3 separate regions of the Homo sapiens genome follow, and all the other regions are linked to region 3. A link is a contact called in ENCODE Hi-C or POLR2A ChIA-PET data. All regions are on one chromosome and are shown on one strand. The core of a region is the stretch at or near the end of the contact, and the rest is flanking DNA. Distances in the headings are between cores, read along the strand shown.

Evidence for each region. Hi-C counts contacts between places; a loop is a spot of excess contacts on that map. ChIA-PET counts read pairs that join two places held with the same protein, here RNA polymerase II (POLR2A). Pooled maps may share reads with other maps.
Region 1: a pooled map shows a loop between it and region 3 (5-fold over the local background). The contact joins the promoter of PLEKHG2 here to the promoter of LIN37 in region 3. A Hi-C loop is called at or near these places in 4 of 168 maps with a recorded cell type or tissue (OCI-LY7, ascending aorta, ovary and 1 more), 2 of 37 single-sample maps with no recorded cell type and 22 of 50 pooled maps. POLR2A ChIA-PET finds 5 or more read pairs at or near these places in 1 of 52 experiments (PC-9).
Region 2: a pooled map shows a loop between it and region 3 (5-fold over the local background). The contact joins the promoter of SUPT5H here to the promoter of LIN37 in region 3. A Hi-C loop is called at or near these places in 2 of 37 single-sample maps with no recorded cell type and 2 of 50 pooled maps. POLR2A ChIA-PET finds 5 or more read pairs at or near these places in 2 of 52 experiments (A549 and HEK293).

Annotation. Positions count from the first base shown.
Region 1 is chr19:39,411,283-39,414,076 of GRCh38, reverse strand. It overlaps PLEKHG2 (pleckstrin homology and RhoGEF domain containing G2), which reads right to left and starts at 1,408. Exons shown (of 19, transcript NM_022835.3): 1 at 665-1,408; 2 at 1-12. TRI-TAT1-1 (tRNA-Ile (anticodon TAT) 1-1) reads left to right here and starts at 1,817; the gene lies at 1,817-1,909. RefSeq lists silencers at 317-376, 487-556, 567-706, 1,237-1,596 and enhancers at 1,807-1,856, 1,867-1,966, 2,377-2,466.
Region 2 is chr19:39,444,293-39,446,992 of GRCh38, reverse strand. SUPT5H (SPT5 homolog, DSIF elongation factor subunit) reads right to left here and starts at 1,411. Exons shown (of 30, transcript NM_001111020.3): 1 at 1,356-1,411; 2 at 1,028-1,189. The coding sequence starts at 1,102. RefSeq lists enhancers at 982-1,201, 574-1,370, 1,342-1,611, 1,371-2,168.
Region 3 is chr19:35,747,248-35,749,947 of GRCh38, reverse strand. LIN37 (lin-37 DREAM MuvB core complex component) reads right to left here and starts at 1,372. Exons shown (of 9, transcript NM_019104.3): 1 at 1,190-1,372. The coding sequence starts at 1,223. It overlaps PSENEN (presenilin enhancer, gamma-secretase subunit), which reads right to left. Exons shown (of 4, transcript NM_172341.4): 4 at 2,429-2,700. RefSeq lists enhancers at 1,123-1,242, 1,089-1,603, 1,643-1,702, 1,604-2,118.

The DNA of each region.
Region 1 (2,794 bases), core at 159-2,658, 3.7 Mb before region 3:
CCCAGCAGAGTCCTGCAGAAAGAGCCCCTTCTTGGATATCAGGACCCCATGGGCCTCTCCGCCGCCCAGACTCACAGATGGGGGCTGGGAATTAGGAGCGTGGTGTAAATCCAGGGAGGGGCCCCTGGGAGTAACTAATGGGGGAGGCACAAAGTGACAGAAAGAAGGGGACAAGGAGAGAGAACCTGGCGAAAAAGATGGAAAGGCTGAGACAAAGAAGAGTGAGCGGAGCAGGAGGCGCAGAAGCTGCGAGTCCCGTTTGTCTGGGGCCGGAGGCTTAGGGATCCTGGGAACGTTTGGGCTCCAGCTGGAGCGGAGGGCGAGGGGCAGGGCTGGGAAAAGCCGTGGGCGGGAGGCCGCGGGGTCCCAGGGGAGGGCGGAGGCTGGGGGACCGGATGCCAGGGTCCTGCAGACGGCTCCCTCCCCCGCCGAGGGCTGCGCGCTGGGGCGCTGGCCCCGAGCCCTCGCACCCCCTCCGGCCGGTCTCTCCGAACCCCGATCGCCGTCCCCACAGCCACAGCCTCCCCAGCGCCTTCCCACACCCCTCCAGCCCCCAACTCCCGCCGGCGCCTCGGCTCGCCCCCCGCCGGCACGCCCCCTCATTGTTCAGCAGTGGCGCCGCCCCCTCCCCCAGTCCGCCTGGGCCCCTCGCCTCCCCCCTCACCTCCCGGGGAGCCTCCAGCCCCGGCTCGAGGCAGCCCGGCTCCTGCGCGACCCCGACGCGGTCCCCAGGGAGGTGCGGAGCCCAGACTCAGGGGCGTGAACTTCGGGCTCTCAGGCTCCAGGAATAGAATCTGGGGTCTCTCGGAGACTGGGGTCCCGCAGTCGGAATTTCTCAGTGTTCTACGTAGGGGATGCTAGGAGCCTCGACTCTGGAGTCTCAGATGGCGGCGCTGGGGACCCACATTCCTAAGTCTTCTAGGTAGGGCCGTGGGGTGGGGGATGGATTTCTGAGTTCCCCTAATTCTAGGGGCAGGAATGAAACTCCCTCCAGGTGGGAGCACAGGGGGGTCCCAAAGTCCTGGGTCCCCTTGAAGCGATGGCCGCTGCAGCCCGAAACTGGTTGGGGCGCTTAGAAGTCCGGATCTCAAGTTCCTCCAACGCGGGGTCTTGGGATCGGAGCCCTGGAGGGAGTCTGCGGTCCTGGATCCTGAGTTCTTGAAACGGGGATACGGGGCGCTCGGCCTCCAGGGTCTCGCGGGGTGACGTCCGGGCTCCCGGCTGCTCCAGGAGGGGGCGCTGCGCACCTGGATGGCTCAAGTCCTCCAGCCTGGGCGCCGGGGTCTGGACCTCGGGGTCTCTCAGGATGCGGTGCAGAAATTCCGGACGCCCGGGTCCGAGCCTCTGGACCCCTCGGGCTCCCGGCTGGGTGTCACGGGGCTCGTGTGACGGCGGCGGCGCCACATCTGGGGCGGGAGAGTCCGATCCCAGCTGTGAGGCGGGGGGCGGTCGCCCGGGGCTTCCCCTCCCCCGCTGTCGCCGGGGCTCACATCCTGTTCCCGCCTGCGGGGGGGGGAGGGGCTGCCTTCCGGCCGACCCGCCAGCGAAGGGTTAAGACCCCACCCCTTGTTTTGAATATTCATGAGGAGGCGTGTCCTTCTGGTAGGCGACACCCCTACATTCCAAACGCCTCGCGGACTTTTCCCTTTTACAGCAAGGGCCGCGAGGCGTGAGAATCCGGAACTGGCAATGCACTGTCTCCTATTGGTCAATGCAAAATGTTTAATTTGCATATATAACACAAGGCGGGGCCCTCCGGTGAGGTCACGTGGCTATGAACCACTGAAGAAGACCCCGGCGCAGGGGTGCGGCCGGAGCTCCAGTGGCGCAATCGGTTAGCGCGCGGTACTTATATGACAGTGCGAGCGGAGCAATGCCGAGGTTGTGAGTTCGATCCTCACCTGGAGCACTTTTTTTCCCCATCAGTTTTTATAAACTTACACATCTAATAAACCAACCAAAACATCTACATCACTTAGATGAATGAACGTTTCTATCTTTTGAATTATTGGGCTCAAAAGACTCCTAGGGCTTTGGCGACGGTCCTTTGGGTGTTCTGTATTGTAGGGAGGTGCCGTTTCCGTCCCAGCCACCAGGTGGGGGTATCGTCTCTTATTAGATGCTCTGGGCATGGAATTGTGTGCAAACAGTTTGACTTCTGTAGAGATGTGGGTCCTCGGCAAACTGTATATGACTCTGCCTCCTCTGTATTTCTCTGTCTTTTTAATGCCTCCTTTACAGATGAACATAGCTATCTGTCTTGGAGTTTTCGACCTCTGTTGAAAAGGAAAACTATGTTTTTGAGTCGACTTGTTTTTTCAATAAATATTGAACATTCACTATGCCTGGCTTCCTTTAGCTGTGTGTAATACAGCAGTGAACAAGTAGTCCCTGCCCCTGAGGACGCGACATTCTAGTGGGGAGGCAGATTGCTGTCAACATAAGAATTAAGTACATTTTAATGTTAGGTGGTGATGATAAATGTCATGGAAAAAGTCGAGCAAGGTAGGGAGGATGGGGTAGTTGGAGGTGGGGTGTGGATTGCAACAGCAGTGGTCAGGGAGGATCTCACAGAGAAGGCAACTTTTGAGCAGAGACATGAAGGAGGGGAGTGAGCCATGGGGACACCAGGGGAGTGTTCAGGCAGAGGGAACAGCTAGTGCAAAGCTCCTATGGATGAAGCAGACCAGACTTGGTAGAGCAGCTAGGAGGCCAGTGTGGCTGGAGCAGAGTGGCCAAGGGGGAGGGTAAGCGATGGGTGCCAGATTGTGTGGGCTGTGGGGAGGACTTCGGA
Region 2 (2,700 bases), core at 162-2,661, 3.7 Mb before region 3:
CTCGTCGCCCAGGCTGCAGTGCAGTGGCGCGATCTCAGCTCACCACAGTCTCCACCTCCCTGGTTCAAGCGATTCTCAGCTTCAGCCTCCCGAGTAGCTGGGATTACAGGTGGGCGCCACCATGCCAAGCTAATTTTTTTGTATTTTTAGTAGAAATGGTGTTTCACCATGTTGACCAGGCTGGTCTTGAACTCCTGACCTCAGGTGATCCACTGTCTTGGCCTCCCACAGTGCTGAGATTACAGGTGTGAGCCACCAAGCCCGGCCTCAGCCAATGGTTTTTATATTTTTGTAGAGACAGGGTCCCGTTGTGTTACCGAGATTGCTCTCAAACTTCTGGGCTCAAGTGATCCTCCCAGCTTGGCCTCTCAAATCCTCGTTAATCCCTGAACACGGCGGACACACTCCCATCTCTGCACCTGCTGGTCCCCCTCACTGGAACACTACACTTCCAGCTAACCACGACTCACTCCCTCACCTCCAACAAGTTTTTGCTCAAATGTCACCCCTCAGACTCATGCTGATGACCCTATTTCAAGAGCAACCAGGACTCTCCATTCCCCTTTTCTGTTCTTTTCTCCAGAGTACCTTCCAGCTTACTATATAGTTTATTCCTTGGCTATATTTATTTACATTCCCGAAGGCAGACATTTTTAAAATCTTTTTGTTTACTGGTGTACCCTAAGAGCAAAGAATTGCGCCTGGTACATAGTAGGCACTACAAATATAGTTATGGAATGACTAGACATAACTAAAAAAAAAAACTAATGCTAAGTGCTTACTATATGCACACAGAGTAAACTTTCAAAACATCACCTGTTATCTCACTGGACCTGACCCATTTCTGGCCTCCAGAACCTGTCCCTTTGCTTGACTTCGACTTGCCTAATTCTCTATCTCTTGAGACAATCTGGGAGTTCCCAGAAGCCAGAGCCCGCTGTGAACCCCTCGAGCCTCCCACAGGGGCCTTTCTGCCCGGAGTCCTGTCCCCAGACGCAATGTCTCCCCCAGCGCCCCAGCCACAGACCTCGGCCTCCTCGCCGTCACTGCTGCGCTCGCTGTCCTCCTCCTCGGAAAAGTTGCTGTCCTCGCTGTCCGACATCTTCCGCTGCTGCTGGGAAAGACAGCAGCCTTGGCGCGTCCCACAATCCTGCGCTCCACCCCGAGCCTCAGTTTCCCCGCTGGTTCCCTGGGAGAAGAAAACCCCTTAGGGCGCTTCCGGCAGGCTCGTTTTGGCAATCGCGAAGCGGAGTGAGGACCCCCTCCTACGCCACATGCTAGACCTCCCCAGTTTCCGAATCTGTTCTCTACACCTCCCCGGCGCCCGGAACTGCCACCTCTGCACACGCACTTACCTCTCGGGCTCCACCTCCGCCTTCGGTACCAGCTGCTGTTCGCACGACGCCTGACTGGGGCTGACGGGTCCTCTCGCGAGAACCTACCCGTTGACCTCGCCTAACACGAGATTTCCGGGGCTGGCACGGGCGACGCACTTCCAGGTCGCCATCTTGAGAGAGGCAGGGCTGGCCTGGGCGGAGTGCGGGGCCGACATCTGCGGAGGGTTAGGAGGGGAAAGGTTTTTTCTACCCGCCGGCTCGGCGACCAGGCTGAAACTCATGTTTGAATTTAGTGAGCCGTTTGTTCGTTAGTCCGGAACACTAGCGCGGTAGGCCAAGCTGCGAGGAGGCGGCGAAATCAGCGAATAGCAAATTATAAAAGAAACAAGGCTTTATCTCCTAGGCCCTCTAAAGCATCCCCAGGAGATCCGTATCCCCGTTTTGGAGAGAACGCTGAAGCTCAGAAAAACTCAGTGGAAAGCGGCAGACCCAAGCCTCCTCGCCAAGTCTGAGTGACCGTGAAGCCCTGGTTTTTCCTTCTTTTTCTTTCTTTTTGTACTTTTTTTTTTTTTTTGGTAGAGTCGGGCTGTTGCCCGGCCTGGTCTCAAACTCCTCTAACTCAAACTAAAAAGCCATCCTCCGGCCTCGTCCTGCCAAAGTGCTGAGATCACAGGCATAACCTGCCGCGCCCGGCCCAAGTCCCTATTTTTCTTTCCAGGCTTCCTAAGTTCATTTAAAGGCGAATTTATCTATTAGTAATGACGGCTGACGAGTGATGGCAGAGTGGACAGGTGTAATGGAGAGATGAAAAATGAACCTTCGCCTGTAATCCCAGCGCTTTGGGAGGCTGAGGCGGGAGGATCACCTGAGGCCAGGTATTTGAGACTAGCATGGGCAACAAATTGAGACCCCATGTATCCAATTTTTGTGTTTTTTTTAATGTGGTGTGGTGGCGTGTGCCTGTGGTCCCTGCTACTCCAAAGGCTAAGGTGGGAGGATCACTTGAACCCATGTTGAGGCTTCAGTGAGCTATGATTGCACCACTGCACTCCAGACTGGGTAATAGAGACCCTGTCTCTAAAAAAAAAAAAAAAAAAAAATTAAAACTTAAATTTTTAAAAATTGAAAAATTAACCTGATAGGGGAAATTTTAAAAATCAGAAGTCTATGTCAGTCGCGGTGGCTCATGCCTGTAATCCCAACACATTGGGAGGCCGGGGCGGGCAGATTGCCTGAGGTCAGGAGTTCGAAACCAGTCTGGCCAACATGGTGAAACCCCGTCTCTACTAAAAATACAAAAAAATTAGCCGGGCGTGGTGGCATGTGCCTGTGATTCTAGCTACTCGGGAGGCTGAGGCAGGAG
Region 3 (2,700 bases), core at 123-2,622:
ATGACTCCACAGCACCCAGGGGTGGAGTCTGCACTCCTCAGCCTGGCACTCACAGGTGTACACCTTCCCTCACCATCATTTGTGGTCACACCCACTTCTCTTTTCTTTCTTTCTTTTCTTTTCCTTTCTTTTTTTTTTTTTTTGAGACAGGGTCTCAATCTATCACCCAGGCTGGAGTGCAGTGGTGTGATCTCAGCTCACTGCAACCTCCGCCTCCCCGGCTCCAGCGATCCTCCTGCCTCAGCCTCCTGAGTAGCTGGGACTACAGGCTTGTGCCACCACACCTGGCTAATTTTTTTTTTTTTTTTGTATTTTTTATAGAGACAGCGTTTCGCTATGTTGCCCAGGCTGGTCTCAAACTCCTGACCTCAAGTGATCTGCCAGCCTCGGCCTCCCAAAGTGTTGGGATTACAGGTGTGAGCCACCGCACCCAGCCTCCCACTTTGTTTTAATAACACTTTTGCCATGGGACATCCTACATCATTTTACTATTATCTTTCTGTCTAAATTCTGCACCCCTCCCACTGCCCTTACCATGCCAGGCCTGGGATCCGGTCAGCTCCGCCCCAACCCAAAATTCTCTCCTCTTTCTAAGCTTCACCCATTGACCACAGTTCCTATTTTCTAGGATTACTGGAATATAGTGACTGTGAGGATTAAGAGTGCCTGTACTTCAGGCTCACAGCAAGATGTGTGACTCTGATCACTGCTGGAAATGGGGAAACTGAGGGGAAGCCAAGAAAAGAGAACTTCTCGGCTGGGCGCGGGGACTCACGCCTGTAATCTCAGCACTTTGGGAGGCTAAGGCGGGAGGATCGCTTGAGACCAGGAGTTCGAGACCAGCCTGGGCAATATAGCGATACTCCGTCTCTATTTAAATATTTTAAAAATTTAAATTAAAAAAAAGAGGAAAGAAAAGGGCCCTTCTCAGAGTTACCGGCTCAGGATTCCCCATGTCCTACCACGCACGTCATTGCCCGAGCCACCCCATTCAATCTCAAAGCGACTTCAAGCGCACACCGGGAGGGTGTGAAGGTGGCAGGCAACGCTCGCTGCCTGATACAGCGATTGTCAGGTGGGCTTCAGGGAAAAGTCGTGCAGTCCCCTTTCCGCGATACTCCCTTCCACCGGGACTCCACACCCTGTCAACCCGATGGTCCCGACAGGCCCCCGACGTCAGGGTCCTCACCTGATTTCTCCACTTTCACCTTCACAGGGAACATGGTTTGGGTCCGGGATCTGGCTAGCTGGGTCAGAGGCGCCCCAAAGGGCCTAGGGTCACAAGTCAAGGCGGGAGAAGGCGGGGACAGTTCAAAGATGAGCTTCGTGGGCCACGGGTCCTCCGCCTTTGGTTGTGTCCAGCCTGGACCGTGGCCACCACCCTTCTGTGGGCGGGCCCCTTCGGCAGTAGCTTGTTCCTATTAGTTATTGCAGCCGTCAATCTCGCATCCTGACCAATTGAGAGCTGCCTCCGTAGTCTCCCAGCTTTAGGTCCCACCCACCTGGGGCTTTGCTTCCGGAAACAAACCATCTACCCCCTAGCTTCCTGGGAGGTGTAGTTCCAGCTTCCCAGACTCACCCTGAGTAACAGCGCCTGCGCCGCGCGGGGCACGGTGGGAAACAAAGGATTAGGGCATCGCGAGGCTTCCCGGGACTTGTAGTGTGAGAAGGGTTGAGCAACACCAAGTTAGCTCTTTACCGGATTTAACCAACCGTTGGGGTCCCTTCATCCCTAAGAGGAAGACTAATGTAAAATAACGTTGGGTTCCCTCTCACTGAGCACTCGCTAGGTGCCAGGTATCTGTTAATCTCTTTGCAGGTACAACTTCATTCATTTTGCAAATATTTATTAGTGTGTCGGGCACTCTTCTAGGCATTGGAGACACCTTGAGGAACAGAATAGACAAAAATCCCTGCGCTAATGGAGCTTATCTTTTAAAGGAGGGAAGATAAACAGTAAACAAGTAAATTTTAAGTGAAATGTAATAGGAGAAAGAATATGATCTGGGCGGGGCATGGTGGCTCACGCCTGTAAATCCCAGCTCTTTGGGAGGCCTAGGCAGGCAGATCACCTGTGACCAGGAGTTCGAGACCAGCCTGGCCAACATGGTGAAACCCAGTCTTTACTAAAAATACAAAAATTAGCCGGGCATGGTGGCATGCGCCTGTAATCCCAGCTATTCGAGAGTTTGAGGCAGGAGAATCGCTTGAACCCGGGAGGCGGAGGTTGCAGTGAGCCGAGATCGGACCTCTGCACTCCAGCCTGGGTGACAGAGCAAGACTCCATCTAGAAAAACAAACAGACAACAACAACAAACCCCTCTCCCCCCCCAAAAAAAAAACCCACAAAAAAAGTGTAGCCTGAAAGGGACATAGGAATATCAAGGTGGTGATTGAATTTTAAATAAGATGGATGGTCAAGGAAGGATTCTCTGAGAAAGCTCTTGACTATTTTTATTTTTGCAGACAACACTTCCTTCAGAAAACGGGAAACTTCCATTTGTCACACGTCTTGGTCCAGATAAATCCCAGGAAGTAGCATCGTGATCTACACTTCTGATGAGAATACTGCAGCCCACAGTAGGAAAGTTATATTTTTGAATTCACGACTACCAGTACAGGATAACAGCCCCTAGAAATGGAAGCACTAGGCCGATCCTACCACTGCACTCCAGCCTGGCTGACAGAGCAAGACTCTGT